Linked DNA regions of Mus musculus: region 2 is linked to region 1. Evidence: chromatin loops called from intact Hi-C (ENCODE). Cell type or tissue: heart. All regions are shown on one strand. Each heading gives the region's core, and the rest is flanking DNA. Links, peaks and the distances in the headings are about the cores only.

Evidence for each region. Peaks named below come from ENCODE experiments on the same cell type or tissue, not always from the same donor. Only the 100,000 strongest peaks of a DNase experiment are listed, where the experiment ranks them.
Region 2: a loop joins it to region 1, with 1.8 times the contacts of the local background. A loop is called at or near these places in 3 of 42 quality-filtered maps.

The regions. Positions count from the first base shown.
Region 1 is chr13:37,753,544-37,770,093 of GRCm38, forward strand. Gm31600 (a long non-coding RNA gene) reads left to right here and starts at 8,020. Exons shown (of 3, transcript XR_382211.4): 1 at 8,020-8,529; 2 at 10,938-11,062; 3 at 14,293-14,392. In heart, for the core only: no CTCF peak of the experiment used is centred there; DNase peaks (open chromatin) are centred at 7,848 and 8,308; H3K4me3 peaks cover 671 bases; H3K27ac peaks cover 2,754 bases.
Region 2 is chr13:37,649,341-37,665,890 of GRCm38, forward strand. AI463229 (a long non-coding RNA gene) reads right to left here. Exons shown (of 3, transcript XR_382206.3): 2 at 9,354-9,430; 3 at 7,673-8,821. Among named protein-coding and RNA genes, the nearest start is that of Gm40917, 9.5 kb to the left of the region's middle. In heart, for the core only: no CTCF peak of the experiment used is centred there; DNase peaks (open chromatin) are centred at 8,091 and 8,871; H3K4me3 peaks cover 381 bases; H3K27ac peaks cover 680 bases.

The DNA.
Region 1 (16,550 bases), core at 3,740-11,739:
GGAGATATGGTGTGTGGTCCAACCTCTGCAACAACCTCCAAGACACCCCCTCCCCATACCCTCTACCTACCAACCCTGCAGCTGGCTGGCACCAGGCTTCCAGTTTTTTTTTCTTTTCCCAGAATTAGGTTCCTAGGGAAAGTTCAATACCTTGGGGTTCATTGTTTCAAAGGTCTGAAAGTCCAAGGAGAAGAACAAAGGTTCTTCTACGGCATCTTCATTCTTGCTAGAATGGCTACAGCTTGGCCTAGAACTTTTTGCAGTACTTGCCACTAGTTTGTTCTAAGAGCTTGATGGTCCCACCTACAGGCACTGTGCAGAACTTCCTAGGAATTCCACACCACACGTGGGACATCCCTGAGTCTTAAAGAGTTGCTGGGCAGGAAATGGGGCAGTATTTGCAAAGCAAGCTTTAAAAGAGAGTGGTCTCTGTCTGAGTTATCAAACTAACAAAAGAATGAAGGCCAGGTCTGACCTTTTACCTACACCTGTGGGACAGGACTGGATGTGAAAGACGAATCATGGTGGGGTGTCTCCAGCTCCCCAGAAATGGCCACAGAGCTACTGTTTAATATACAATCTCATATGCAGAAAAGATGGGCCCTACATAGACAGGCAGCATTTACACAGTGACCCATCTGTCCAAAGCTCTAAACTTAACATAATTGCCCTCAACTTTGTCTCCCAAGAGTTATAGTTTAAAGAGATATGAGAAAATCATTCACGAAAATGGCAGAACCAACCTATAAGCCCAGAAAACATAAAGAGCTGTTATTAGGAGTGATGACAGAAACAAACCGTGAAGATGGCTGATGGTGATCAGGACCTGGGATAATCTGGGATACCAATGACAAGGTCACTAGACCAATCACTCATATTTGAGCACCAAGGCCAACTCTACTTTCATGTGTTCTCTTCCCCAAGGGAATTTCCAGCCTTCCTTCAAAGAAACTCCTGCAGCAGTGGGTGTTGAAGACTCAGTGGGTGAATGAATGAATGACAGGATCTTGGATTGGTGTGTATCTTAGTTACTTTCTATTGCTTTGATGAGACACCAGGACCAAGGCAACTTATAGAAGAGTTTACTGGGGCTTAGAGTTCCAAAGGAAGAGTCTATGACCATTGTGGCAGGAAGTATGGCAGCAGGCAGGCAGACATAGTGCTGGAGCAATAGCAGATAGCTTACCTCTTGTGACAACACTAGACATAGAGTGTGACCTGGGAATAATGCAAGTCTTTTGAAACTTAAAAGTCCACCCTGAGTGACACACCTCCTTCAACAAAGCCACACCTCTTAATCCTTCCCAAACAGTTCCATCAGCTGGAAACCAAGCATTCAAATACATAAATCTATGGGAGCCATTCTTGTCCAAAAGACTACAGTATGTTTGTTTGTTTGTTTGTTTATCTGGTTAGCTTTGTTTTGTTTTGGTTTTTGGTTTTTGTTTTTGTTTTTTGTTTTTTGATTTTTGTTTTTGTTTTGTTTTGTTTTCTGAGACAGGGTTTCTCTGTATAGCCCTGGCTGTCCTGGAACTCACACTGTAGACCAGGCTGGCCTTGAACTCAGAGATCTGCCTACTTCTGCCTCCCAAGTTTAGGGCTTAAAGGCATGTGTGGCAATGCCCCACTGGACAGTCCATTTATTTAACTTATGCTCATTTTATTCCAGTTCTACAGTCACTTCCAAATATAGGTACAAATTCTTTGATATTTTGTTCTTCAAAAGGTGGAGTCTAATTCTTCTCCCATTAACTCCCATTAAGAATAAGTGGTAGCCAGGCGTGGTGGCGCACACCTTTAATCCCAGCACTCAGGAGGCAGAGGCAGGTGGATTTCTGAATTCGAGGCCAGCCTGGTCTACAAAGTGAGTTCCAGGACAGCCAGAGCCATACAGAGAAACCCTGTCTTGAAAAAAAAAGGGGGGGGGATATTTAGTCATTTTTAATGAATTCCTTCCTGTCAATGTAATCAAAATAATTACTCAAGTGAGAACTAGGGCAGTTTAGACTAGGAATGTAACTCAGTAACAGAGTAGTTGCCTAGCTTGCATGCAGCTCTAAATTCAATTCCTAGTACCACAAACCTCAAAAGGATACAACAGTTTCTCTTTTGCTCTTTCTTAGCTTCTTAGGATAAATAAGACACCTGGTTGCACTGGCGAGTTTAATGGCAACTTGACACAAGCTAGAGTTGTCGAAAGGAAGGGAAGTCAATTGAGATCTGGCTGTGGGGCCTTTTCTTAATTAGTGATTGGTACGGGAGGGCACTGTGCATTGTGGATAGTGACATCCCTGAGCTGATAGTACTGGGTTCAAAGAAGGTTGAACAAACTTAGGGACCAAACTAGTAAGCAGCAGCAGCCCCCTACCCCCACCCTCCTTGGCTTCTACATTAGCTTTTGCCTCCAGGTTCCTGTCCTGTTTGAGGTCCTGTTCTAATTTCCTTCAAAGCATAAGCCAAATAAGCCCTTTCCTCCCCAACTTTTAGTCATGATGTTTCATCACAGCCATGGAAATGCAAACTAAGAGATGTCTCATACAGATTCTCAAACAAGGGCTGGAGAGATGGCTCAGCGGTTAAGAGCACTAAGTGATCTTCCAGAGGACCTGAGTTCAGTTCCCAGCAACCACATGATGGCTCACAACCATCTGTAATAGGATTTGATGCCTTCTTTCTGGTATGCATGAAGAGAGCAACAGTGTATTCACATATATAAAATAAATAAATTTTTTAAAATTTAAAAAACAAAAAACAGATTCTCAAGCAAACATCTGGGGAGGCCTATAAAGTTTCTCCATAACAGAGGCCTCCTATCAACAAACATGTGAGTGACCATCTTAGAGAAAGGCCCTTTAGCCTTTGGATTACAGCAGCCCCAACTGGTATTCTGACCTTCTAAGACAAACACCTAGCAGCACTGTTCCTGAAATACCAACCCAGAAAAACTGACATAATTTAAATTTGTTGTCTTAAGCCACTACATTTTAGGGTAAATGCTTATGCAACCATAGGTAAATATTTAACTAGCAAATATCTAACATAGGCCTCTGCCCTCTTATTTGCAAAGCTCTAGGTAGGATACAATGGTATAAAAAACAGTTCTACCCCTATATCCCCAAAGCACAGTCTACAGGCAGTACCAATTAACACTGTGATAGTATTGGGATTTGAATCAGAAATGTCTCCTACAGCCTTATGTTTTAAACTCTCCATCACTAGGATATGGTTAAATGCTGTGGAGCCCATAGAAGGCAGGGCCTGGCTGGCACAGGTAGGTCAGTACAGGCAGGTCTATTGGTCTGATCTAGACTTTGTTTCCTGTCTACTGGCATGTGAGGGGTCTTTGTCAGTGGGGAGCATCTCTGCCATGTGAATTCTGCCATGTTTTCTTTTCCACCGTGCACCACCTGAAACCATGATCCAAAGTGAACTCCTCCATGGGATAGTCACCTCTGTTGGGTGTTTTTGTCACGTCATCAATGAGAAAAGTAGGTAGAAGAAGGTAGTATTAATTGTTTGAGAAGAATGTGGAAAGTAACCAGAAATAATATTCTAAGTGTTATTTAAAAGATAAGCAGAAATGGCTGGGTAGTGGTGATGCACGACTTTAATTCTAGCACTCAGGAGGCAGAGGAAGATGGATTTCTTGAGTTTGAGAACAGCCTGGTCTACAGAGTGAGTTTTCGGACAGCTAGGGCTACGAGAGAAATATGTCTCAAAAGAGAGAGAGATTGGGTTGGGGAGCAAAATTGACAAGGTGAATTGACCAGGTGAAAGAAGACTGATACAGAGTAAAGACAATAGAGGTACAATGTAGCATTTGAAATTGGAGACTTGTCAGTACCACAGCAAATGCTAGGGCCAGGCCATTCAGGGTCTTACAAGCCAAGCTTCAGTGTTGACCCTAACTTAAGAACAAAAGCAACCACCGAAGTCGCAGCCTGAGACTTGCTTGGGTTATCAGGACTTTACACAGGGAAGCGATAAACTAAGGAATGGAAGTGGAGTGTAAAAAGATCTAAGTCATGAGCCAGGCCTGGTAACTCAAACCTGACTGCCTACCACTCCAGAAGATGTAGCAGGAGGGCTGACAAGAATTCTAGCCTGGGCTACATATTAAGTTCCGGTCCAGGATCACATACACAACAACAAATACATACAATTCATTTTGAAAGAGGACTTACACAAATAGTGTCATGGAGAGCGAGAACAGAAACAATCAAAGAGGATGGCAATGGCCCCTGGCTTGGGCAGACAGATGGTTCATGGGAAGTACCCTTCACAGGTAGAGAAAACAAAAGGATGTGAGGTGGATAGAGTGTGTTACATGACGTGTGTTATTTATTTATGGCTTTTTGAAACAAGTAGCATAGGTTACTTTCAAACTTGTGGTCCTCTTCCCTCAGTCTCCTGAGTGGGGGGATGACAGGCATGCACTGGCCCTCTCCAAGTGGGTATTAGTTCTTTGGATCATTTGAGTTGAAGTTTCTGTATGCTACATGGAGTAGAAGGTTTAATCTTCCAAAACTGAAAGGGAAGGTGTAGTCTACAGAGAGAGACATGGAAGCCATTGCAAGCACAGGGAGCTCCCATTTGAAGCCTTGGCAATAAATGTGATCTTTGAAAATGAGAGTTTCCTGGGACTAGAGAATATGTGTATGCAACCATCCTTTCTGGTTACTTTATTAGATTCTTATATCTACCTCCCAACCCTTCCAACCCCTCCTCCCCCCAACAGAAGAGAAAGATGATTAGAGGGAAAGGGGGCCATAGACCTCTTTAGACTACTTCCTGCTGATTAGGAGCATTGAGTTCCTTGTGGCAAGTCCAGTCTTCATTGTCAGGATATCCAATTTCTTCTTCTCGTCTCTTTACTCAGGATTTCCTGACAAACCACGACAACAGGAGCTACCAGCAGCTCAGGGAGCAGCAGCCTCAGCAGCCTCTCAGGGTGCTGTCATTTTAAAACCCTGTCAAGAGTCCCCCAGAATTCCAAACACAAACTATCTTCAGCCGGCAGAATCACACCCCTGCCAGAGCACAAGGCAAATCATAGTCAGCTGCTGTGGACAATCTGAAGTAGTGCCATATCCCACACCTAGGACTGAAACAAAAGCACACTCATGTAACATAATGGGGCTTTTAAAGAAACCAAAACTCTCATTACATGTGTGTCTTTGGAGAACGCTGCTCCAGGAGAAACAAGCAAAACATGACTCAAACAATACTAAGAAAACAATATATTAAGAAAACGAGAAAGCCAGGGATGGAGAGATGGCTCAGCAGTTAAGAGTATGTACTGCTCTTGGAGATGACCCCAGTTCAGGTCTCAGTACCCATGTCAGATAGCCCACAACCAATGACCCTGTAACTCCAGCTCCAGGGGACTGACACTGGACATGCTGGTCTCCACACACACCTGTACCCATACCCCTCCACATGTACATAATGAAAATTAACATCAACACCGAGAAACTAAGAGAATGGGTTCATTCAAAAGATGATAACCAGCAGCAAAGGATGCTGAGAACTCAGTAACTATGACTTGCCCTTTAAATATAGCAACAGAGACATTGCCCAAGACCTTGGCAAACATATTGATCTCTGGGATGCCCACTTGGAGCTGACAGAGCCATCTTAATAGTTTTAGATATATTTGAAAGAATTTTCCCTTTTATGAGTAGAAACTTAGTCACTGGTATCAAAGCACATGTGCACACACACATGTCTCAATCTCTTTGTAAATAGGTGTCCCTCGTGGAATCAGCAGAATAGTCCAAAGCTTCCCTTAAGTGCATGAAAGAACCCACAGATCCAGCCCAGAGCCAAGGTCACCTGGAAAACATTGGGTGATTACCCCTGAAGGCTGAGGAAGCAAAACAGGCATCCATAACATCTTCTAAGCACAACTAGCTCCACCCCGTGTCCTTCTAGAACTGGAGAAACAAATCCATTTTCAGGGAAACATGAGAGGATTTATTTCTAGGACTTTCCCTAGCACAGTCCAACGCCATCCAAAAGGGCGGCTCCCTTTGCTGCAGAGCCTTGGTGGCCAAGTCTGAAGAAGCAGCTGTGCTTCCTCAGGGCTCCATCCCTTCGTCTGTCAAAAGAAGTGAAAATGTAAGTCCTGCAAGAGTGGACTAAAGTCCACACTGATTGCCCTGGTGCCTGGCACATAGGAAGATAGGGGAATACTTTTGTTCTTATTAGACAATCTTATACTTTGAACATTGTGATATAGTTATCGTTGGACATCTTTCTCTTTTTCCTACAAAGTGTGAGCCTGTGGCGGCCTCCCCATCACCACCTGCACACACCCTGCTCTGGGAGCGCAGCGGCTGAGACACTATTCTTACCGCACACACCAGATCTAGTGCTTTCTGGTGCACCAAACACGCTTTGGGATGAGTCAGTAAGATCCAAGGGTATCTACCAAAATGTACTTTACCAAAGTTAAAAAAAAAAAAAAAAAAAAAAAGTGTTGCTTCCAGGAGTGGAAAATATCATGTGTGGGGAGTCAGAAAAAGCTGGTCAGGAAGTAAAGAGCACCTGAAGTTTGCCCAGTACTCTGTCGGAAAGACCTGGTGTTCCACTCTGAACCAGCCTGAGAGTAAGTCCAGTAACAGAGCAGCCTGGCCACACAGCAGGGGGAAAAGATAACAGCCCTGTGGGTTTGTTGGCTCTTTTATCCTTCCAGGGGAACTCCCTTTGCAGGCAACCGAAGAGAGAAGGCAGTTTTTAAAGAATGCATATCTCTTGTAAATGTCACAGACAACCTTTCTATCGAGATTCATCCATCTTGGACTAGAGGTGGTGAAGGTTCTGGGGACCAGTGACAATTTGGGTACACCAGCAACAAAAACCCAGACATAATCCAGCAAAGCCCAGCAAATTGCATGTCATTTCAAAAACAGAGGGAGACAAAGCAGAGGCCAGTCCCAAACCCAAGAGGAAGAGAAGTGTTCATCCTAGCCAAACAATAAAGTCAACACTTTGAAAGGGAGAAGAAGAAGAGGAAAAAAAAAAAAAAAAGCCAGCACAAAGGGGCAACCTAAATACGTTAAACAGCACAAAGAGCTGTGACCAAGAAGTTTGTGGCTGTCATCTATATCACCTAACAGACCCTGGGACACAGCTTTGTAAGCTGCCGGCTTTGGGGATGAGCGAAGAGAAATTATAAACTCCAATCTCCCAAAAGCAAAACTTCACATAAGAAACTTGACATAAGAAACGCACCAAGGAAAAGAAGAAGAAAGAGGAGGGAAGTCAGGGAATGAAGAGTCAGCCAGATGACCACACACACACACACACACACACACACACTCCCCGGACCTCAAATAGTATTTCTTCAGACCTATGCTAGGGAGAAAACCATAAAGATGCAATCTTTTATGTAAGAAAGTTATGTTGGTTATATAAAAAAAAAATCATAAATGTGATTTAGGTGTTCCCTGTATCTCTAGGGGAATTCCATTTTCATCCTTCATGATTTGCTAAGAAACTGAGGTACAAAGAAACGAAGGAAATCACTGGAAGTATGGCAGTGTGAGTCAACAACTCCATCAGGAAGCTGGGGCTGCGTCGCCTCACTTCCTGGTTTCCTCTATAAATATTAGCATACACTGCCTTCCTCTCAGAAGAGTCTCAGAGGTGGCAGCTGTGTAGCTTAAGAAAGGTGACTTTCCAGCGGGGAAGGTAGAGATTTGAACTATACGGGGTGGGACAAGATATCCTGACATCAGGCCTGCGGATCAGCAGAAACCGGGATATCACCCCAGATGGGTCTTTCCCCTTCTTACGTCTGGAAAACCCATCTAAGCTGACTCTCTAACATCCTTTCTTAGAGGAGTGTCCTCCACGCTCCCCGCCCAGCTCCCAGTTCTCAGGCAGTGGCTGCACAAATTAGCAGCCTTTCTTTGTCCCCAAAGCCCCAGAACTCAATTGTGCTCCAGTGCGTGCCAAAAGCTCTCAGAGTGTGCCGTGCATTGTAATAAAGCTGGCACGTGCTCTCGCAAAGGATTTTGTTCTGCTTAAACGGCCCCCCAGAACATTTGTTTGGTCACCCGTCCCTCTAAAGCAAAATAAGGGAAAGAAAGGAAAGAAAAGGCTGAAAACTGCTCGTTTGACGCCTCCAAAAGCTCGAGTGGAAGTTTAACTAACTTCAAGGGAAAGCCTGAGAACACTGCATCCCCAGTCGTTTGAGGACTTTATACCTCGCAAGGCACCAGAGCTGGATTCTAGAGCAAAGGGCAGCAGCGCTCATTCTAGAGGTTATATCATAGATGGTGTAACATTACCTTCTGCCCACTGGGATCTTATCAACCCTCTGTTCCTGGTCTATTTTGAGACCCATCTGAGCCTGCTACCTGGGACATGGGTAGTGTTAACAAATCAACGTCCTGCTGACAAGAGGTGAACGGAGTCTCATCTGGAAAGAACAGGGCAAGAGATCAGTAGGCAGTTGGATTTATGCTTCAGAGCATTGCTTCTTTGCATGAAACTTAGAGGTGCCTTGTTAAACACTTAGAGGTAAGTTGTAATGTGTAACTGGGACCCAAATCAGCCACGTTAGTAGGGAAAAATACAGATGAATTTTGTTACTTAGATTTCTTTGTTTTGTAAGCAAGAAATGGACTATTAAAAGGAATTCCAGCGGGGCAGTGGTGGCATATGTCTTTAATCCCAAACACTTGGGTAGGGAGAGGCAGTCAAATCTCTGAGTTCAAATCCAGTCCATATAGAGTTCCAGGGAAGTCGGGCTACACAGAGAAATTCTGTCTCAGAAAAAAAAACAAACAAACAAAAAAATTTCTTAGCTAGGTGTGGTGCATGCCTTTAATTCCAGAACTTGAGAGGCAGAAGCAGGGGGACCTCTGTGAATTCCAAGCCATACTGGTTTGTATAGTGAGGTCCAGGACATCCAGGACAACAGAGACAGACGCTGTCTCAAAAACAAAACAACAACAAGAATCTCTTAGCCTAGTGTGACACATGCCTTAATTCTAGCACCTGGAAGGTGGGTAATCTGTGAGCTCACGGCCAGCTTGGTTTACATAGTTCTGTGCTAGCCAGAATTACAGAGTGTGACCATGTTTAAAAAACAAAACAAAAAACAAAAACAAAAAGAAGCAGAGGGTGGTAGCATGCACCTTTAATCGAAGCACTCCAGAGGCAGAGGCAGAGGCAGGGGGATCTCTGAGTTTGAGGCCAGCCTGGTCTACAGAGTGAGTTCCAGTACAGCCAGGACTACAAAGAGAAACCCTGTCTCAAACAAACAAAGAAAAACAAATGCAAAAAAACACAAAGGAACTCTCCCCTGGAAGCAAGAGTCCGGAGCCAGCTCCTACACTGGTAAGTCAAGTCTACAATGTGTTTACGTCTTCATCTATGGCTGTGGTCCCGTGGACTTGAAACAAGGACACCTTTTTTCCTACAAGCAGGTAGTCAGTTCCTCGGTCTCCCTAACCTCCTCCTGTATATTTTTAGCTGTTTACAAAGATGCTCATCTTTCCAGTCCAATAGTAGCAGCTTTAAGAGGCAGTGCTTTGGTCCTCTCTCCACCTGTCCCTCATCCCCCAGCCACAGTGTTGGCTTGCCAGATACTACCTGCTGCTCCCTTGCAGCATCCTCACACCCAAGACCGCAATCCCTCGTTTCTGACCTTGATGAGACACTCCTGACTGGTCCCTCCAACCTCCCAATACAAATATCTTCCTCACTTTCTCCAATGTGTATGCTGGGCAGAACTCTTGAAAGATCAGAGGATCTTATTGCAGGCATATGTGGCTTTTTGTTTTTGTATTTGTGGAAGGGGGTGGTTCTAGTGAACCATCTTTGGGGATTTGAGGAGTTGATTGGGATTTGTCGCCACCCATCTTAAAATCATTGGTATAGGGTAGAGCTATAGCCTGAAGCCTGGGGGTGGGGTAGGGTAGCGTTGAGGGTGGAGACACTGAAGAAACAGCCATTAAAGCCATCCGCAGATGGTAAAATAGTTCTGGGTCCCGAAAAGATGATAGGAAGTGAGAGATAAATTACCATCAATGTGTGTAAGAGAGGCTGAGCCGTCAAGCCAGAAGGATGCCCTACTTTTTCAGCCACCATATGTATGAAACAGTGAGTTCTTCAACTTCCACATGGCATTTGTTGACTTGATAGCTATTAGGTGCAATGGGCTCTAAATTGTCTTCTAAGACGGTGATGATGGTGATGGTGATGGTGGTGGTGGTGGTGGTGATGTCTCTCCTATGGAAAAGCCACAGACTCATTTGCTTTCAAGATAATTGCCTCTCTTTTTTTTTTCTAAGATACTAAGGGTTAAATAAATCTTTTAAAGTCTCTCCTTCTTGATGACTGTTTCCAACCGTGAAAGGGACAAAATAATTAGGTTAAGTCACATCTAGCTGGGTACCATCTGTGCATTCAATTCAAGGATGAGCCGGTAGCGGTTAAGCCACTTACATGGCTGCAAGTCCCTGGGAAGTGTAAGCAAGAAGTGATAAATGCCAGGGAGCTGAGGAGACAGCTGTCAGGATCTGGCTTCAGTTTACAGCAAACCTCACCTTTGCAAAGATAAGAGCGAGCGGGTGCTCATGGTGTTAGACCTGAGCTGACCAGGAGACCCCTCTGTGCTGGTTACAGTTCTGGAGTCACAGAGCCGTGTGTGTGCTCAGATTCTAATTCTGCCACCCAGCAGCTACCTGACATTAGATGATGAATTACCCAGCCTCTTCACTGGTCAGAGCTCTTCATCTGAACGTGGGGAAAACCAGCAATATTTGCTTCACGAAGTCGTGAAGATAACCTGTGAAAAGGCCCCATGCCAAATGAGAACTTGGCAGGGATCAGATAGTGATTAGACAATGAGTGAAACGAAGAGCGTTTGCTGGTACACAGGTCTCTCTTCCTCCTAATCCCACCTCCAACTCCAATTCCAGAGCTCATCCAAGGCACCGACCGGGTCCTCATTCAACAGTGACGCCATCTGCTTGCAGGCTTGCCGTGATAATCCAAGAGTAAAGTCCCTTCGAAAAGCACCCCGAGGAAGAAAGAATTGTCAACAGTAAGCAGAAAGTTGAGGGCAGAATGAATCCTGTAAAGAGAGCCTTCTGAGGCCCTCTGACCAGTGTCTGGGGTTCTCACGAGAAGAGCACATTTTAAGCTTCTATTACTGTAAAAGGTTGCAGCAGACCTCTGTGTCTCGGGTATTTCCAGTCTGGCGGTGCATACAGATTGTGAAAGTTTTCCCTGGTGTTGGATATTAAAGCGAATTCAGGCCTCCCGAGGGGATTGGTTCACAAACTCCCTGCAGATAATCAAAGCCTCAGTCGCTCATATTCTATAAAATTGCAATGTATCTGCATAGAATATATTATAAACATGTGTATACAGATCATCTTTAGATTACTTATAACAAAAATTATTACATGTTCAAAATATAAATTTTAAAATATTCTTTCTCCCCGTCCCCATTGACTCTCTCTCAGCATGTTTACATGTTTTTATCATGTATATGAGTATTTTCTGCATATGTGTATGTCCACCATGTCCATGCCTGGTACCTGGAGAGGTCAGAAGAGGACACCAGATATCCAGGAACTGGACTTAGAGCTGGTTGTGAGCTACCATGTGGGTGCTGGGAACTGAATCTGGGTCCTATGCAAGAGCTGCAAGTGTTCTTAACTGCGGAGCTATCTCTCCAGCCCCTAATGTACATTCTATTAGTGGAATCCATGGATGTGGAGAGTGAATGGAATGTAAGTATAAAGACACAGCAAAGAAGGGAGGCCCAACAGTCCTGACACATACGAATGGTACCCGACATCATTTCACCCTTTATGTCATTGTTGTAGGGCAGATGTTGACCGTCTCCCAAAGCTCCATGTGTTGAAAGGGTTCTAGCTCATGGGGCTTTTGGAAGGCAGTGGGACCTTCTTTCTCTTCTTTAGATGGGGTCTCACAGGAAGGAGTTAGGTCATTGCGGGCATGCCTTTGAGTGGGTATTGAGAGCCAGTATTAGATACCTTTCTCAGTGCTGTGAACATAACAAACAAAATATCTTACCAAAGCCACGGAAGGAAGGAAATGTTGATTTCAGGGTCACGGTGTGAGGATGAAGTCCACCCCTATAGAGAGGGCATGGCAATGAAAGCCACTAGTCCTGTGACCACAGGACTGAGAGATGGTGGTCACACTGAGTACCAGGCAGGGAGCACAGAGCAAGGAACGCTGCTGCTTAGCTCATTTGCCCTTTATCTTCAGTCTGGGACCTCATTCCATGGGATGGTGCCACCACATTCAAGGCAGATCTTCCCTCCTTAGCTGATCTCATCTGGAGGTATATCTCCTAGGTGATTCCAAATCTACTCAACTTGACAATGAAGACTAGTTACCACCGACTCTACCTTCTTTCTCTATCACCCCTCTCTTTGCTTTTCCACGATAAATAGACCTCATCTACTGTCTCCTGCTGTGATATGCTGTCTCACCACAGGCCCAAACCAATATGGACACACACATGTACTGAAGCCTTAAGCCCAAAGCAAAACCTTTTCTCAATTTAAATTAATTCTCTTGGGCATTTTGTCACAGTGATGGAAAGCACAGCAATACACTATGTTATAAACAAACAAAAGCATGGTGTTACATGAAATGAAGCTACACAGAAAGGGAGGGGGGAGGAGAAGAGTGGAGAGGAGAGGAAGGGAATGGTAGGCAGAGGAGCTGCCTTTACCAAACTTTCGAGCTTCCTGTCCGGAAATGGTTCAATTGTATCCACTCCCTCCGTAGACAAGATAACAACTGAACTTTCAGTTTTTATTTATTCTCTTTGTGTGGTTTTATTTTTCTTTGTTTGTTTGTTTGTTTTTCCAGGCAGTGTTTTTCTATCTAACAGCCCTGTATATAGACTGAGGTGGCCTCCAGCTCACAGAGATCTGCTTGGCTCTGCATCCCAAGAGTGCTGGGATTAAAAGAAAGGCATATGCCACCACACCGGGTTTAGTATTTGTTAATTCAAAAGATACGTAAGCATACTGTGGGGATGTGTCTGTATAATCCCAGCACTTGAGCAGTGGAGACAGGAGGATCGAAGTCCATGCTCATCTTCAGCTCCATGGAGAGTTCTAGGTTAGCCTGAGCTACATGAGACCCTATGTGATGGCTAATATTGAGTGTCAAATTTGACAGAATCTGGACTCCCCTAGGAGGCAAGCATGTAGGCATCCCTGTAAGAAATTATCTAGATTAGGTTAATGAAGGTGGAAAGACCATTTTGTCTATGGGTTGTCATTAAGACAATTTTAAATCCATCTTTTCTTTCCCAGCCCAGCCCCCAATTTTGGAATGATGAGTCCGAGACTAATTATTTATTATTAAGTGCCTAGGCGATGAGCTTTGGCTCATTCCATAACTAGCTCGTAACTATATAAACTATACTATATCTACCATTTAATTAGTGACCTCTTCTTCAGTCCTGGCCTGCTGCTCCCTTCTCGTCTCTCTCAGCATCTCTCTCAGCATCTCTCTACCTGCTGGCTTATGTCCATCTCCTTCATCTGTCTCTGTGTTGTTTCCTCCATCTGTGTGTTATCCAGTCTTTGTGTGATCGATCAATTGGGCTACCATTTCGAAGTCAATTTGCATGCATATTTTGGAGAAATCCATAACAGAGACAGTCTGTGAGAGTGAATCAATCACGCAGGGTATTTTCTTTGTGAAGACATTCACGTCTCAGTTGATAGTGGTCACGAATGCCAGTAGGATTTGATGAAGGAGGCAGAGGCAGGAGGATCATGAGTTCAAGGCTAGCCTGGGCTACATGTTTGTGAGCCGGGTGATGATGGCACACACCTTTAATCCCAGCACTTGGGAGGCAGAGGCAGGCAGATTTCTGAGTTCGAGGCCAGCCTGGTCTACAAAGTGAGTTCCAGGACAACCTGGGCTATACAGAGAAACCCTGTCTCGAAAAACAAAACAAAACAAGTCTTCCTTGGTCAGATCTAATCTTTATAAGCTTAGTTGGTAGCTGTATTCTTTCATTCCCTGTAGATGCATAAGCATAGCCACGTTCCCATCTTAATATTATTGCAGGTTTTCATTCTAATGTCAACACTTCCTTATAGTGTATTGGTTCGTCCAGTTCCTCAGTTTTTTTTTTGGTAACCCAGTGTCTCTCAGCTGCTGTTGTTCCTTCTTCACCAACATTAAGAAAATTGAGAGTTAACAAAGCATTATTTAGTCTGCCCTTGAGTTATTTTTTTTAACTCTTCCTTTTTTTTTTTTTTAAATAAGCATCTCTTTTAAGGTACGGTTGGTTCAGTCAGAATGGCTAAGATCAAAAGTTCAGGTGACAGCAGATGCTGGAGAGAATGTGGAGAAAGAGCAACACTCCTCCATTGTTGGCGGGATTGCAAGCTGGTACAACCACTCTGGAAATCAGTCTGGTGGTTCCTCAGAAAATTGGACATAATACTACCGGAGGATCCCGCAATACCTCTTCTGGGCATATATCCAGAAGATGCCCCAACTGGTAAGAAGCACACATGCTCCACTATGTTCATAGCAGCCTTGTTTATAATAGCCAGAAGCTGGAAAGAACCCAGATGTCCCTCAACAGAGGAATGGATACAGAAAATGTGGTACATTTACACAATGGAGTACTACTCAGCTATTAAAAAGAATGAATTTATGAAATTCCTAGGCAAATGGATGGGCCTGGAGGGCATCATCCTGAGTGAGGTAACCCAATCACAAAAGAACTCACATGATATGTACTCACTGATAAGTGGATTCCAGAAACTTAGAATACCCAAGATACAAGATACAATTTGCAAAACACATGAAACTCAAGAAGAAAGAAGATCAAAGTGTGGACACTTTGTCCCTTCTTAGAATTGGGAACAAAACACCCATGGAAGGAGTTAAAGAGACAAAGTTTGGAGCTGAGACGAAAGGATGGACCATCTAGAGACTGCCATACCCGGGGATCCATCCCATAATCAGCTTCCAAACGCTGACACCATTGCATATACTAGCAAGATTTTGCTGAAAGGACCCTGATATAGTTGTCTCTTGTGAGGCTATGCCGGTGCCTGGCAAACACAGAAGTGGATGCTCACAGTCAGCTATTAGATGGAACACAGGGCCCCCAATGGAGGAGCTAGAGAAAGTACCCAAGGAACTAAAGGGGTCTGCAACCCTATAGGTGGAACAACAATATGAACTAACCAGTACCCCCCAGAGCTTGTGTCTCTAGCTGCATATGTATCAGAAGATGGCCTAGTTGGCCATCAGTGGAAAAAGAGGCCCATCGGTCTTGCAAACTTTATATGCCCCAGTACAGGGGAACGCCAGGGCCAAGAAGTGGGAGTGGGTGGGTAGGGGAGTCGGGGAGGGGGAGGGTATGGGGGGACTTTTGGGATAGCATTTGAAATGTAAATGAAGAAAATACCTAATTTAAAAAAAAAAAAGAAGCAACACACACACACACACAAAAGGTACGGTTGGTTCTTTCTATAACTGATTGCCCAGTGGGATGGTGTGGAATACCAGTAACATGCTTTATATAGTAATATGCAAAGAATTGCTTCATCTTGTTGGATACATATTCAGAAACATTATCAGTTTTAATTCATGCAGGTATCCCCATAATTGCCATTATTTCCAATAAGCGTGTCATAGCACAGTCAGCTTCTTCAGAACTTAAAGCAGTTGCCCATTGGTTGCACTGTACTATGGTCCTCTGTGCAGGCCTGAATAAAAAGGAAAAACTGAGCCCAGGGTGCGAGATACCCACCTCGCTCTACTTCCTTACTGCTGATGCATGTGACCAGCTGCCGAACCTCCTCCTGCCATGGCTCCACCCACTGTGATGTACTGTACCCTGGAACTTCGGGCTAAAATCAGCCCATCCTTCCTTAAGTAGCTCCTTATCAGATATCTGGTGGCAACAATGAGAAAAGTAACTCATTGTCACCATTTCTGACAAAGAAAAAATAAACAATACATATTACATATGATTATATAAATTTAGAAAGTCTTCTAAATAAGTTGATTAGTGACACAGACTTCCACTTGCATAGGACGTCTTTATTCTATTATTATTGGGCTTGACACACACAAGGCTTTGCAGACACTGCAATAATTCAGTATCCTGATGACTGGTCCATCACCATGAAGGAACCTCAGTCTTAGAGCAGAAACACTTTGCCACAGTTTGGGTTATTGTCACTGCAGTGAGACACCATGTCCAGTGCAGCTCTGGGAGGAAAGGGTTTGTTTTGCTCACAGTTTCATATCAAAAGCAGTGAGGGCAGGAACTCACCAAGGCTGGAACCTGGAGCAGGAGCTGACGCAGAGGCTATGGAGGGGGTGCTGTTGCTTACTGGCTTGCTCCTGCCTTGCTCTGCCTGCCTTTTTATAGAGCACAGACCACCAGCCCAGGGCTGCCACCATCCACAATGGGCTGGGCCCTCCCCCATCAATCACTAATTAAGAAAATACCCTCCAGCTGGATTCTATAGAAATCTTTCCTCTCCACTAAGGCTCCC
Region 2 (16,550 bases), core at 3,505-11,504, 100 kb before region 1:
CTGAGGCAAGGGACTGGTTTGTCCTTCACTGTGAACTGAGGGTCCTCTGAGAACACTGCCCCTCAGTCGATCTTGGAAAGGGCTTGGGAAATCGTGAGCCTGACAGGCTTTTCTGGGCAGTGTGAGGGCCCTGCTGGTCCTTAGATCCCTCTTTGAGCAGTAATGATGGAATGAGGAAACCAGCAAGGCTCTAGACCCCCTCCCCCTCCTCTTCCCCCACCCCGTGACAGTCTCGCCAGCCTCCTTTTCATCTCCATTCCAGAATCTTCTCCAACTACTATGAACACTGAGACACGGACTCTGATTCAGTCCTCACCCCTGCCCTTTGCTGTCAGGGTGAAGTTCAAACTCCCAGTTGGTAATTCCAGGCTCCAGGAACTGGTCTAGGAGAACTCTTCTTTCCTTCTGCCAGTCTTGAATATTGGGCTATGAGCAACTTCTGTTATCAGCCAGCAACCTAAGATCTCTCACACGTTTGATCTGTCTTTCACAGGCGCACCATTCTCCCCTATCCGTAGCTCCCCTATCCGTAGCTGACATCTTTCTCTTCAGCCTGGGGCTCTCCCCCCTCCACACACCCCACACACACGCCCACACAATCTTCTCCAGGCAGCATTTGCTTCAAACGACCCTTATCCTCAGTTTTTCCTTCTGTATTTTGTTACCTCTTTCTGTGACTAATTTATGTTGGGCTTTAGTAAAAACCTGTATTTATGGAGGCTGGGACTACCCACAGCTTCTGGCGCCCACTTATCCAGATGGGGTCCTGGAACTTTTCCTACAGTGGACTACAGAAGACTTGCAAGCCATTATGCCCTGAAACTTGTTTGTGTGTCCCCAGTTGAACACTGAGTCCACTAGAATAGAAACTACACCTTATTTAGTTAATCCCATTTATTTACACAGTACCTCATACATATTACCAAAAACAACATAATTTTAAAAAATTTAAACACATCTATTCCTATCTGGTCGTATCTTCTTTTCTCCTTCAAAAGTCTCTAAGGTATTAAATGTAGAGGATTAGTTTTGTTTTTGTTTTTTGGTTTTTTTAATCTTTTACATTTGTTTTGACTACATGTCGGTCTATGTACCTCATGTATGCAGTGCCCCAAAGTGGGGAAAAAGCCAGAAGGGAGCCTTACATCCCTCTGGAACTAGAGTTTCAGGTGTTGTAAGTGGTCCTGTGGGTGCTGGAAATCGAACCCAGGTTTTCTGATAATTGTTCAGTGTTCTTAATCACTGAGCCATCTCTCTGGCCCCTGGGGTTAGATAATTTAAGTAGTTTGAAAAAAATCATCATAAAAAGTAATATTATGTAGAATGCTTGTTGAGTTAGACATTATTCTAAGTACTTTAATCTTCAGGTATTCATCCAGGCCCACCCCAGTGACCCACTTCTGCTGGCCAGGACTGACCTCCTAGACGTTCCCCAGTCTCCCAAAATAGCAACGTAAGGGTCACATGTATTCAAAAGACGCCTGTGGGAAAAGATTCCACCCACCCATCTGAGGGATCATAGCTCTGCTCTATTGCCCCTGTCTGTCTTGGGGCACACCCATATTATAAATAGACAGCCCTCCTTAAGGGATTTCTTCACAGTCAACTCACACCGGAGCATGGCCTGCTGTTGCCCACAGACTCAAGCGCCTCACCCTTGATGAGTGGTTCTGTCAGAGGGCAAGGCTTAGGGAGGGCCTACTGTGTGCAGGGTCAGGTTCAGAGCCATTCTGAGGGCAAGTAATGCAACCTCGGTCATAGTGGATGCACTCACCCTCCAGCCAAGAACTGAAGCACCACGCAACTATGACAAGCTGCTGGTCTACGGATTTCACGAGGGGAATCTGGCCATGGCTGGAGCTTGATCTAGGGTGTGGTACTACTTTCGCTTTGACAGAGGGCTCGTTGAGAGCAAAAAAACGCATCGTGGATGGATGCCACCACCCCTAGAATGTTCCTCTAAGAACTTTGAGCAGCTCAAAGTGCTGAAGGGGACTGAATTCACAAGATGGCAGTAGATGTACTGTTGCAGGCACTCAGCCAAGAGGAGGACCAACTTCTCCAGTATGCTGCCCGAAGCTTGGGTGGAGGAGGGGGTGTGACTCACCTTCTCCCCTGCCCAGACACACACACACACACACACACACACACACACACACACACACACACACCTCTTTGTTTGGGGGAGGAGGGACAGGTTTCTATGAAACGCTGTGCTCCCAGCTTCACCCCTGCATCTGAAGAGCATAATTGCTCTCTACTAAGCAAAGCAAGCCTGTTTATGGGAAACCTTTGAAGGGTCCTTTATCTTCACCTAAAACTTTATGATGCCAGCTGAGCACACCCAGAGGCATCTGTCCACCATTCCAGCGTCTCGAACAAGGGACTCACTGAGCATGCTCAGGAATGGCCCCACCTCTAGTGTGCTTTTCCAACTAAAATCACCATGCTTGCCTCATTCGTGGAGGGCTTGCTTTGGAAGTAACTTCCAAGTTCTCCATACCTGTTGCAGGTAATAAATCTTTCTCTACCTTTTTATGTCTTGGCTATGTTTGTTTGACTTCGAGCTCACTGAGGTGGGAACCCTGTGTACTCCATTACACAACCTGCAACTGTCCATCTTTCCAGAGTCTCACCCATGATGGTGACCAACCAGAGCCAGCTGCCCTCTGTAGGATGTGACATTCTCCACCATATTATAGCTTGGAAATAGACAACCACAAAAATCTTCCTCCAGGTTTTTGTTTCTTTTTACTAAATCCTGAAAATTGTGTATATTCATTAGTCTTCCTCTTTAAGGTCTATGGGTGTTTTGCCTGCATATATGTTCGTGTAACACATATGTGCAGTGCTGAAGAAAGTTTGACATAGATGTTGGAGCCTATGAAACTGGAGTTAAAGATAATGTGGGCCAACATGTGGGTCCTGGGAACTGAGCCCCAGGTTCTTTATAAGAGCAGCAAATGCCCTTAACCACTGAGCCACCTCTCTAGCTCTATATTCACTAGTCTTTATCCAGATGCCATCTTCTAACTTTCCAATATCATTGTGGGCCCTGTTAGGTAATAAAGAAACAAGGTCAGAACCTGTAATAGCTGCCTAGAGACAGTAAGGCCTGATTTCTGTAGACAGGTGAAGATGCATGTGGAATGTGAATTTAGAAAGAGGAGGGGAAAGGCAAGCAGTAGGGATGGAGTGCCTGAGTCACCCACAAAACCGGTACACTGAAATTGTAAATCTCATGGGAGGCATGGCCTTTGAGAGGAAATTATGTCACGAGGGCAGAGTCCGCATGAATGGACCAGTATTCTCATGAAAGAGCACCTCTTTGCTCATGGATGCGAGGACTGTGAGAAGACGTGATCCCTTAATCAAAGAGTGGCCCCTGCACACAGCATAACTGCCAGTGCCTTGGTCTGGAGCCTCTCAGCCTCTAGAACTGTAACCAATAATTTTCTGCTGCAAAAATTTAGAAGGCCTAAGGTTGCAAGATTGCTCAGTGGGTAGAGATGCTAGCTTCAGAGGCAGATGACCTGAGTTCAGTCCTCGGTACCTACAAGCTGGAAGGAAATAACTGACTCCTGCAACTCTGGTGTGACCTACACACACACACACACACACACACACACACACACACAGAGAGAGAGAGAGAGAGAGAGAGAGAGAGAGAGAGAGAGAGAGAGAGAGAATACAAATAAACCATTTTAAGCCATTGTGATCAAAGGGACTTTTGCTATACATCCCAAATGTACTGAAGCAAGAAGGAAGGCCGAGAGAGATGATCATGACTCATTCACCGTTAAAAAGATTTGAAGGCCGCCTGCATTGAAGTACACACATTTGGAGGTCTGTGGCCTGGAACCAAGATTATGGAAATTCTTTCAACAGTTACTGAAGTTCAGACGTCATGCATAGAGGCAGACACTCAACGCAGTGGTCTTCTATGTCTACTGTAGTGTTTGATTAAAAACCCATCCAACATCCAAAGCTCTCTTTCACTCTTTACTGTTTGAAATAAAAGCACATGAGGGAGTGTCCACTCATTAAATACAACTCATATTTTAAATACTTCTTCCTCTCTTAGCCATTAATCATCCACATACAACTTCTCCAAATCTATGCCCTGCCCTAACAATTTCAAATGCCCAACACCCTGCCTCTAGATCAACCATCCTTTTAATGCAGAGAATTAAATTTAAAGATAGCTGAATTTCTGAGTCAGGAGGGAATCCATTAAAAACTGGGACCACGCACAGGGAGCCCTTTAGTTACTACACTTTAAGAGAGGAAGAGGAAAGAACGGAGGGAATGAAGAAAGGAGAGGAGACAGAGACAGAGAGGCAGAGAGAGACAGACACTGAGAGAGACCAAACAGAGACACAGAGAAAGAGATAGAGACAGACAGAGACTGAGAGAAACCAAGACAGACACACACAGAGATAGAGAGACAGAGAGACAGATAAGAGAGACTGAGACAGACAGACAGAGATAGGCAGGGAGAGGCAGAGGGAAATAGAGAGAGATGGAGACAAACACATGCACACACAGAAAGAGAAAGAGAGATATAGAGAGAGGGAGACAGAGGCTAAGAGAGACCAAGACAGAAAGAGAAAGAGAGAGAGAGAGAGAGAGCACTTAGCAGACATCACACAATGAGCCCCTCTTGAGAAAGATGACTCCAGATGGTGTTTATCAAGCATGTCGGGGAAGAGGAGTTCCCCTGTTTATTGCAAGGAGACAAAAGATCCTTTATCACTGTTTATTGGCCACTCCCGACACATCAACAACCAATGTGTACTTCATCATTTTGTTGGATGGAGACTAATGTACAAGCAAAACTCATTCAACACTAAAGAGCCGTCTCTGTCTAAGGCATTCGATGCTGACTTAAGATGGATAATGGGTTTTTCCAGGCATTTCCGTCCATCACCAATGAGTGAGCAAGACAGCTGATGGTCACCCCTTGATTTAGGGTTTGTAGGAAACAGAAAGACAACTATTGCTCTCCTTCCTTCTACCATCAAGAAATGCGTGTTTGGAAGCTAGAGGTTGAGCTCACTGATAAACCCAACCACCCACCCAGCAACCCCAGGATTGAAAACAAATGTATTAGTCTTTTACTTTTGACTGCCTTATGATGCCAGTAAAAATGGCTAGCATTTATTGGAAGAGTCCCTCCCACCATACATGGTGCGAGCGCTCCTCCATGGAATGCTTCAGGTATGATGCTGTGGAGTCTGTTGTCACCCCCATTTGATGAGGAGCAGTTAGGATGCCATGGCTTACCCCACATCTCATGGCTGCCCCAGGAGCCCCATTACCAGCCTAACTTGATGTTCCCACCTCCTGAGGTTTGCCTTTCCAGGCTTGATGTTGTTCCACAGCTCAGGAGAATAAGCAGGATCTAGGCTCTTCCTAGAGATGACAACCCACAGCAAAGCTGCCCACATGGCAAGCCCCACCAGCTGAACACAACAGCTGGCCTCTAATGGAAAGAACATGGCTATTTCTAGCAGTATGCAAGGGGGGCATGGTTTACGTTGATTTGGGAGCTTTAGAAACAGTCATGGTTAGAAAACGAAACTCAAATAGAAGTTCTAGAACAGTCGTGGTAGGGTACACCTTTAATCCCAGCACTCAGGAGGCAGAAGCAGGGAGATTTCTATCAGTTTGAGGCTAGCCTCGTTTCCATAGTGAGTTTCAGGCCGGTCAGAGTTACATGGTGAGACTCTGTCTCAGAAAACACAGAGAAGGGTGTGGGAGGGAGTGGGGAGGAGCAAGGAGAAGAGAGGAAGGAGGAGGAAGGAGGGGGAGGAAGGAGGGGAGGAAGAAGAAGAGGAAGAACAGAGAGGAGGAGGAGGGAAGAAGGAGAAGAAAGAGAAGGAGAAGGAGAAGGAGAAGGAGAAGGAGAAGGAGAAGGAGAAGGAGAAGGAGAAGGAGAAGGAGAAGGAGAAGGAGAAGAAGAAGAAGAAGAAGAAGAAGAAGAAGAAGAAGAAGAAGAAGAAGAAGAAGAAGAAGAAGAAGAAGAAGAAGAAGAAGAAACATGTACCTATGCATCTGATGATGTTTCTAGATTATTCTTGGGCACCTCTGAACCTGTCATAGCAAACCAACCAGTTTTCATTTGCCATTGTGAAACTATAACTCCATTTTAAAGGTTGACAATCTCTAACTTTCTGTATAAGATAAATTTTTAAAAAGAAGAATTTTGCTCTTTTTAATTAAACATATTCAAAAAGATAAACTAACTAGTTGCAAGTTATTCAGATATTTTGCCATGAAAATATAAATCACAGTAATATGATTTATCTAAAAAAATCTATTTAGTTTCTTTTTTATATTTTTCTGATTTCGAGACATCTTTGTAGCCCTGGCTGTTTTGAAACTCACTACGCATAGACTAGGCTGACTTTTAATTCCCAGAGACCCACCTGCTTATCCTTTCTACGTGCTGGGATTAAAGATATGTACCACTATAGCTGGTTTTTTGGTTTTTTTTGGGGGGGGGGGTTTCAAGACAGGGTTTCTCTGTATAGCCCTGGCTGTCCTGGAATCCTGGAACTCACTTTGTAGACCAGGCTGGCCTCAAACTCAGATATCTGCCTGCCTCTCCCTCCAGAGTGCTGGGATCAAAGGCGTGCACCACCACCGCCCGGCTTATAGCTGGTTTCTATTTAACTTTTAATACTTAGCTCTGAATCTTTCAACTGCATGGAACATGGCATTGGGATTTAATATGATATGCATGTCAACCAGTTCCTATCCATAACAGATATACATTTACTATGAAAATTAAGAGAGAGAGAGACTTTGAAACATTAATGTTGAACTAAGTGTGTGTGTGGGGTCTTTCTTCTTATTTATTTTAAAACAGAATTATGGGGCTGGAGAGATGGCTCAGCAGTTAAGAGGAATGGATGCTCTTCCAGAGGACCCAGGTTTGAGTCCCAGCACCTACATGGCTGCTCACAACCATATGTACCTCCAGTTTCCACAGATCCGTTACTGGCCTCAACGGGCACTGCTTGCACATAGTGCACATACATACACACAAGCAAAGTATCCATCCACATAAAGTAAAAATAAGTAAATCTTTTAAAATATAAATGAAACTACAGAAGTAGTTTAAATCATTGAGGCATACATGAGCATGTTGCTATTTCTCTCTCCTCCAGATGTATATAATTTCACACATCTGTAGCCTTACACTGTTTCCAGTCCTGAAGAAGAAAAATGGAACTTATTTTATACAAAGCATTAGGAAGGACTTGTTTGTTCTTTCTCTTTCCAGCAATACCTAGTGGCTGGGTATGTGTGCATCGGATCTTCTTTCTCGATACAACTGAATTAAGAATATGTGCAAGTGCCTTCAAGCTTCTCAGACTTTTTATAGGGTTGGAAATGTGAGTGCACGCCTAGAATGTACAAGGGTTGAGCTTTAAAAGCAGGGCTTTTATGTTCACTCTCTCATTTCATTCTTGACTGTAGCTCAGTGAGTTAACGATGTTCTCAGAGATTCAGGGAAGGAAGATTTCTGGGGGGGGGGGGGGGGGGCACCAGAAACCAGCACAGTTTCTCTCGAAAGTAGCAGACAGTGAGTCCTTAGACTATGTTGCAACCACTCAGCAACTCCATTCACTGGAAAGGCAGCCATAGACAATAGGCAAGTGGATGTGCACACTGGTATTCCAATAAAACTTTATTTGTAGACACTGAAATCTGAAGTCAGATCATTTCCATGAATCACAAAGTACGACTTTGTTCTTGATTTTTTTTTTCCCCATTGAGAGACATAAAGGCCATGCTCGACTTGTGACAGGATTGGCCCACTCTGGACCGCAATTTGCCAACGCTTCATCTTGAGCGCAGTCTTGGATTGGGAAGGATAGTCAAAGGGCTCTGACTTAATTGCCTCTGCCTCCGTGGATGGACTCTTCTGACACCTCCAGAAGCGAGGTCACTTTGCCGTGGTCTGCTGGGGCAAGCACCCTGGTAGTTCAGTGCACTTCGCACCAGAAGGCTCTGCTTTAAATAAAAGCAAAGGAGATGCCAATTAAAGAGATAACTGTACAAGCTGCTCGGCCGTCTGCCCGAGATGAGAACAGTCCACGCTGCTGCTTAGCCGGCCGGCCGCCGCTTCTGCAGACTGCTCTTGGCTCACTTTCAGAACACTTGAGAAACGGTAACTGGTTGCGCAGAACTTGTTCCAAGCAATAGCCAGAGTGACTTTTGGTCTGTTGCTTCCTGGCACTGATGGCGCGTTAACTCCTCTTCTGCCTGAGCCATGAAACCCACAAAGTAAAGAAATCGCTCTTTGTCATTTAGATACACAGTTTCACTTTTTCTTCCTCCCTTTCTTTCTCTCTCTCTCTCTTTCTTTCTTTCTTTCTTTCTTTCTTTCTTTCTCTTTCTTTCTTTCTCTTTCTTTCTTTCTTTCTTTCTTTCTCTCCTTTCTTTCTTTCTTCCTTCCTTCCTTCCTTCCTTTCTTTTCTCTTTTCTTTTTTTTTTTTTTGACAAGAAAGTACTTTATTAAGTCTCTTGGCTTTATCCAGCATTTTGTAACTGAGTTAAGTTTCTTTCCTAGACTCATTCAGGTGAGTCTTAGTTCTGTCCATAGAAAGTGCATTTCTTCATCTTCACGTTCACACATCCTTTTTATACCAGCTTGACCCATCCAAAAATAGACCATAGCCATCAAGCCAGCTTTAAGCCAATCCCAGCAAATAGTTTTGATGCACCATTTCCAGGAAGACAGTGGCTCTCTCTTTTGTTCTGTGTGCTTGAAGGTCGAGTTTCCCGGGCCACTTTCTGCTTTCTGTTACTTGAATAGGGACAAAGCTTCATAAGGCAGAAATGACAGAGTAGAGCAGCTGCCCAGAAGCCACAGCTGAAAGAGGAAGTGCAACCTATCCCCACATGGGACATGCATGTCTCAGTGTGTGTGTGAGTGTGTGTGTGCCTGAGTGTGTTTGTGTGTCTGAGTGTATCTGAATGTGTGTGTCTGAGTGTGTGTGTGTCTGAGTGTGTGCCTGAGAATGTATGCATGAGCATGTGTGTGTGTGAGTGTGTGTCTGAGTGTATGTGAGTGAGTGTGTGCATGTGTCTGAGTGTGTATGTGCCTAAGTATGTGTGCATGAGCATGTGTGTGTGTGTGTATAAGTGTGTATCTAAGTGTGTATGTGCCTAAGTATGTGTGCATGAGCGTGTGTGTTTGTCTATCCATCCATGTACTGACACACCTGCAGACATGTAGAGAAAAGAGAGGGAAAATCAAACTCTTGCAGAAAGGGGACCAGAATAGGCCAGAGAGAAAAGAGAGAGCAAAGCTTGCTGAGACAGATGCTCCATCTTACCACGTGGTCAGAGACTAGAAGGTTCTACATGCTCTTTGCTCCATAAGCACTCACCAGTTCCTCTCGGAGGCTGTGGCCTGCGGGGGTGGGGAGGGGGAGGATGAGACACACACAGTCTACAGCCCCATCCTGCTCCCTCCTTTGTGTTCCTGCTGTCCCACCTCTACAGCTCCGTAGCAAGATGTGTCACCTGGCTAGGATTTGAGCCAGGCTTCGTGAGTACCTTCTGACCCCCTGGCCTAGGATCCTTGTGGCCAGGGAACAACATGTGTCCTTGTGTTGGGAATAGTGTAAGAACAAAAATTTAAAACTAGTGAAAATGAAGCGGTTTTACTACACCATTCTGCAGAAAGGGACATCACCATGGGGCGGGGCAAAGATGGTCAACATGCTGATCGGCATAGGCTGTGATTTTTTTTTTAAGGTCTCCTCCCCTGCCCCCAGTACAGCCCATAACAGGAAATTCCTATCCTCTCTTTTTAGGCTAGGACTTCCCCCTGTCCCAAATGCTCCCATCTCGTTGGTTTGTAAGACATAACGTTATCCAACAAATACGTTGGGACTTGAGACTGGCCCCCTTCTCTGGGCTCAGGCAGTGAGACTACCTGTAAGTTTCCATCTCTCAGGGCTCTAGGACAAGTAAACATGAGCTAGGGAGAGAGGGATCTACTGCCTCCACCTCATCTGTAACACTAATGAACTCTAAAAACACCTCATTTTGAAAGAGGACCATAATAATCTATTTCTCACATTTGGCTCATCATCAGATGCCACACCCCAGCAAAATACCTGGCACCCAGCAGCAGAAACATTAAACGTTCTCTTGTGGGTAAGCAAGGCTCCAGAAACTAGCCCTGGCTTTACTCTCCTTAGATGACTTGGTATTGGTGCCTGGAAGGCCTGCTGCCGTGGTGGGAAGCTGTATTGTGCAGAATCTACTTTTATCTCCAGTGAGATAAAAGCATCAAGAGCTGTGGGACCTGGGGGGATTGGGGAAAGGTGCCTGGCAATGGTGGCGCACGTCTTTAGTCCCAGCACTCAGAGGCGGAGGTAAGCAGATCTCTGTGAGTTCGAGGCCAATTTGGTCTACAGAGCAAGTTCCAGAACAGAACAGCCAGGGCTACACAAAGAAACCTGTCTGGGGAAAACAAACAAACAAACAAACATAAGAGGAGGAGGAGGAGGGGGAGGAGGAGGAGGAGGAGGAGGAGGAGGAGGAAGAGGAGGAGGAGGAGGAGGAGGAGGAAGAGGAGAAAGAAGAGGTGGAGGATGGAAGAGGAGAAGTAGGAAGAGGAGGAGGAGGAAGAGGAGGAGGAAGAGGAGAAAGAAGAGGTGGAGGATGGAAGAGGAGAAGTAGGAAGAGGAGGAGGAGGAAGAGGAAGAGGAGGAAGAGGAAGAGGAGGAGGAGGAAGGTGATGAACAGCACTTGGGTTGTTTACCTAGCTGTGTTCAAGAAGCTCTCAGCCAGCATAGAGTATGGTTTCCCCCCCAGATCCTAAGACTGTCTGAGATGGACCAGTAGAGAATCCTACAAGAACTCATCAGCGTGACCTCTGAAGGGACTTTCAAAAGCAGCCAGGAAACCGAAATAAGGAACAAACTGCAAAAGCCAAGAACTGGCCCACAAGGCACTCTGCCTTCTCTAGGTTCTTTACCCCCTGAAATGGCCAACATTGACATCTTCCCTGATCTAATCTTACTTAAAATACATGGTCTGGTACATTCGGTGTTGTTGCTCAATTTGGGTATTCCTCCCATTGTTACTCGGGACATTTACTGAGCATAATAGTATGTGATAGACAAAGAACAATCATACTAAATGGCTCAGTCCGGCTGTATAATGGGTATAAGTTGTGTGTGTGTGTGGGGGGGGGATTGCTATGTTTGAAAGTTGGGAAATTCCCACAGTGTGGGGTTTTAAGATTGGATACGGAGCAGTGAGGAAGGGCAGAAGGAAGAGTCTGGTGGGAGGGGCTTTCTGGACCTTGCAGACTGAACCTGCATTGGATCCCAACCTTTTGGAACTTTCTCAGCATTTGCTTACAGGGAACTGGCTATCAGAGCAGATGGGGGTGGGGGGGAGGCAGGTCTTGCTGTGATGAGAGCTCACTCACAGGGTGCTGGAAAGAGAAGCCAAGCACAAAGACACCACAACTGCTGGCCAAAGAAAAGACCATTCATGGCTGACAGGTGTGTGACATTTGCAACCCAGAGGTTTGTTCCCAAGCAGTCCCTCCCCACCCCCCACAAGCATTCATACTTGTCCATCAAAAAGAAAATTAACAAAACAAAGAAATTCCATGAGTCTCACCAAATACACACAGACCATGGTTATTAGGATAATAAAGATGTATTCTTTGCATTTAGCTCTGAGACTAAAGAAGAATGAATTCTGTATCATTGGTACAGGAACAGCAGGTCTTACTGTTTTTTTTTTTGTTTGTTTGTTTGTTTTTTTAACAGCTCTACCATGCAGTGCGTGGATGCTGAATGAAAAAGAATGATGCGGAGTTCAGTCCCAGGGGTTCCACCCAGAAGCCATGCACTAGTGAAGGACCTTAGTCAGATCACAATGTAACCAAAGCTCAGTAACACATTCTAATGACTATACGCTAGTAATATGATTGAATCCTTAAGAGTAATGCTCACTAGAATGTTTTGAAAGCGAACCAATCTCAGGCTGGAAAGGTGGCTCGGGGTTAAGGGCATTCACCCACTCTGCGAATCTTAAGACTGGGGTTTGGGTCCCGACATCTATAAAACAAGCTAGACCTGGTTCCTAGCCCACCAATAACCCCGCACTGAGTGAGAGGAAGACAGGATTGGTTCTTCTGGAAGGCTGCCAGCCTAGCCAAAGGCTGCAAGATTCAGGTTCTATGAAGGACCCTGCCTCAAAGGAATAAGCCGGAGGGTAAAGCAGAAGCCATGCCCTCCTCTGGTCTCTACAACAGATACACACACTGACAAACACAATAAACTTGAGTCACACAAAAGCAAGTTGATTAAATATGACAGGAATAACTTGGCTCTGAGTGTGTGTGTACTTAATTTGGCAACTGGTCTCCTAGGGTCTTTTTTTGTTTGGATTGGTTTGGTTTTGGCTTTCGTTTATGTTTTGCTTCTTGGTTATTTTACTCACTGTCAAAATAGTAAGTGAATAAAAATAACAAAAACACCCACGAGAACTACTACATTGTCAGGAACGTGTTTCTAGGATAATCATTTCACTGATCAATTTTTGGGGAGAAAATACTGGTAGTAGAAACTCGGGCCTTAGAAGAGGGATCTGATAGATTGAGAGATCTACAACAGAGGTACTGACTCTGAGGCTCAGGGAACCTTAGCGAGGAGAGGCAGAGAGATCGAAAGAGCCAGAGGATAGGCCCAACTGCCGTGAGACAGTATATTCTGAACATGGTAAGGATGCTACTGCCATAAACTCTCAAAAATAAGAATGCCTTCACAGGACCACACCAGTTGACATGCCAACATGTACAGGAAATATTTCATAAGGTCCCGCCCCTAACTGAAAAGCTGTTAGCAGCTCTTAGCTGCCAAGAGAGGAAGACTCCAATTACTTCATGGCTAAGTCCCAGTAGGTTTTAACCCTGAGTGGTCAGCCCTAAACACATGTGCCTATGGGCAGCACCAACTGGACTCAGTAGGTCATATAGATAAGAATGTGTGCTTCTGTGTATATAACAATAATAATTACAGAAGATTTCATCAATTCGAAAGTGCTTGTTATGCAAACACGAGGATCTTGATTTCTATCACACGCACACTTGAAAAAGTCACGTGACCACAACCACCTGTGAGGAGGCAGACTGATCTCTGTGAATTCAAGACCAGCCTGGCTCATGCAGTGAGTTCGAGGATAGCTGGGGCTCTGTAGAGAGACCTTGTCTCAACCGACCAAAACAAACAAGAAAAGGTGGAAGAGACGGGAGGATTACTGTGCCTTGCTGGCCTCCTGCTTACCTGAAAACTACAAGCACTCTTTGTTGAATGAGAGACCCTGTGTACAGAGAATACTGTGGAGAGTGGTGGAGAGGGGTACCTAACATCCCCATCCGGCCACTATGTACGTAGTTACATGCCTGAATACATACATACATGTATATCCCACACACATGTACGCAAGACATAGGAACACAAATGTATACACCACACATGCACAAGAAATTTCTATCATAATACCTTACTGATTCTCCAACCACTGTTTTCTTTAAAAAAAAAAAAAAGTTCTCATCTCTTCACAAATACCCTACTATCATGGAGTACTCAAGATAATGAAATATAGTTAGTCCGTGATCTAGTCATAAAATTAGAAATGGAATCTTGCAGGAGCAACTAATGTGTACTTTTTTTTATAACATTTGACATGTATTTACAAATAGCTTTTTATGGAAGCCGTGACTATTCAGGTTCCCACTTGAAACCGTAGAGGTTGGCTCACAGCCATCCTACTGGAGTTAGCGCTATCCTTTCTGAATCCTTCCTGAGCCTTAGAAGACATGGACGCTTGTGACACAGTGGCATAGGGTCCCAATGATTTTGCATTTCTCTTAGTCTGTGCGTGATAGAAAAACATTTAATCTATTATAATTCTTCTGACTCTTCTGACCATGTCCTTTGTTCGAATTGCTTACTTATGTTTTAGATTTTGTTTTGTTGTTTTTCCTAGAGTGGGTGAGTGAGTGAGTGAGTCAGTCAGTCAGTATTTGAAGCAGAGTCTCCCCAGCCTGTCCTGGAACTCCCAACCATCCTGCCTCAGCTTTCTGAGCTCTGAGATCACAAACATGTACCAGCATGCCTTGCTCATTTATTTTCTGTGATAAACAGTCTTTTTTTTGTTTTGTTTTGTTTTGTTTTTTTGGTTTGGGTTTGGGTTTTTTGTTGTTGTTGTTGTTGTTGTTGTTTTGTTTTGTTTTGTTTTTTGAGACAGGGTTTCTCTGTGTAGCCCTGGCTGTCCTGGAACTCACTCTATAGACCAGGCTTGCCTTGAACTCAGAAATCCACCTGCCTCTGCCTCCCAAGTTCTGGGATTAAAGGCATGCGCCACCACTGCCCAGCTGATAAACAGTCATCTTTACAGTTGATTTGAACCTGTCATTGATTCCTTCATATTACAAGTGCTTGCTGGTCAGCCATGCAGTATCTTTGCGTGGCTCCCAAGACCTGACCTAACTGGGGAGGTGAGGGGATGAAGAAAATCCAGACACAAGGACACACAAAAAAGCTGCAATAGGATGGACTGGGCTGTCTGATGGAGAAGCTGTGGCAAACTCAGAAGCTCACTGTAATTATTATATACAGGTGACCAGGAAGGTGGAGTTACTGTATACAGATAAACAAGGAGGCAGGGTTATCATATACATCTAGAGGACGAGGCAGGGTTAGCTAATCCCAGTAAATGCATTCTCCATAGGAGAATGTGTGTGTGTGTGTGTGTGTGTGTGTGTGTGTGTGTGTGTGTGTGTGTGTGTTTGTGTGTGTAGAGTGACTAATGATTGATTGACTAATGATTGAATGATTAATAACTGATTGACTAATGATTGACTAGTGATTGATGTGGGAGGGCCCAACACACTGTGGGTGATAATACTCCCCCCATGGCTAGTGGCCCTGGGGTGTATTAGAAAGCAGGCTGAGCAAGCCAGCAAACAGCATTCCTCCATGACCTCTGCTTCAGTTCCTGCCTCGGCTTCCCTCAATGGACTGTAGCTCAGGACGTGTAAGCCAAATCAACCCTTTCCTTCCCAAGATGCTTTTGGGTATGGTTTTATCCCAGAAATAGAAACTCTAAGGCATGGCTTCTTCAAAACCCCTGCACCTTCAACTACACTTCTCAAAGATGTTGCCTAAAGCTTCCACATGCCCTCCTCTACTGAAGCAATCCCCCCCCCCAAAAAAATGATCAGCTCTCAATAGTCTAACTACGCCTTGGAATTAGTCAGGGTAAGGAAGAATTTACTCTTTAATATTTTGACATAAACAAAAACAAACAACAACAACAACAACAAAGCAAACCAGAAATTGGTTTTCTTCCAAGACAGACAGAAAGAAGATTCTGACCAAAATAGGCCACCAGAGCCCAGCCACATCCCAGCTCCCCAAGGAATCTCAACCCTCTTTATGCAGTGTGGGCAAGCTCTGAGCTCCCTGGCAAAGGGCTTCTTTGATACAAGATCTAATACTCTTCTTGTTCCACATTCCCTGAGTTAACCTCAGACATAGTATCTTGGATCTCTGTGTGTTTGTATGTGTGTGTACGTGAAAGTGTATATGTAGGTGCTCCTGTGAATGTGCTCTGACATGCTTCTGTTTTGTCTCCCCACACGCTTTTGTGACATTAGTTATCTGTATTTTACAAGGCACAGGTTGTCCCATCTTGCCCCCGTCATATCTCTGCAACTCCTCCTCCAGCTCCATCAGTCCCATCTTCCCCATCGTCTCCTCTCAGGTGTACCCCACCCCTCCTTGTCCTCTCTGCTGTGAGTCCACTTCCATGATGCAGGTCCTTTGCCCACCCTCCCCCAGGCTCCACAATCGCCCTGAAGAGTTTTCTCCCTCCTACCATCCAGTGGCAACTATGGGTATAGTCAGCCTTTCCCTTTTACAGCTTGTGAGCCATCTTAAGCCACCTGGCCTTCTCCCCTGCCATCCACACTAACAAAACTTACCAAAGTGTCTTACATCACTCCCTGCTTGGCTACAAGGGGAGCTCACCCAAGTCTAACCTAACCCTACTCCATCTTATCACGACCTTTCCAAGATGCCCCTGCCAGGGGCATCTGCCCTCTAAGAGGCACCAAGATTCTGATCTTAACTATTCCTTAAGTTTCTCAGCCATTTTATGTATCAATTGGCTCTTTAATGCAGTGCTGGCTATACCACTGTTACTCCAAGCCAAGGTCATATCCTGACCTCTGTAGAGCCTGGCTTCCCAGGAGCCAGAGTCAGTACAGATAGATCCTATCAGTGCTATCATTTACAGCAGTGTCCACCCCAACCCAGCAATCAGTGCTCACACAAATATATCTGCCATTCCCTGCATCTACCATCTTGACTCCCACCCTACTCATTCTCAGAGAACCTACTCCCAGTGATAAGCCAGAGACCAGAAGCTCACCCTAGGCTCACATTTGCTAGCTCCCAATGGTTAGAACCATAAGGGCACCCATCTTAAGACTT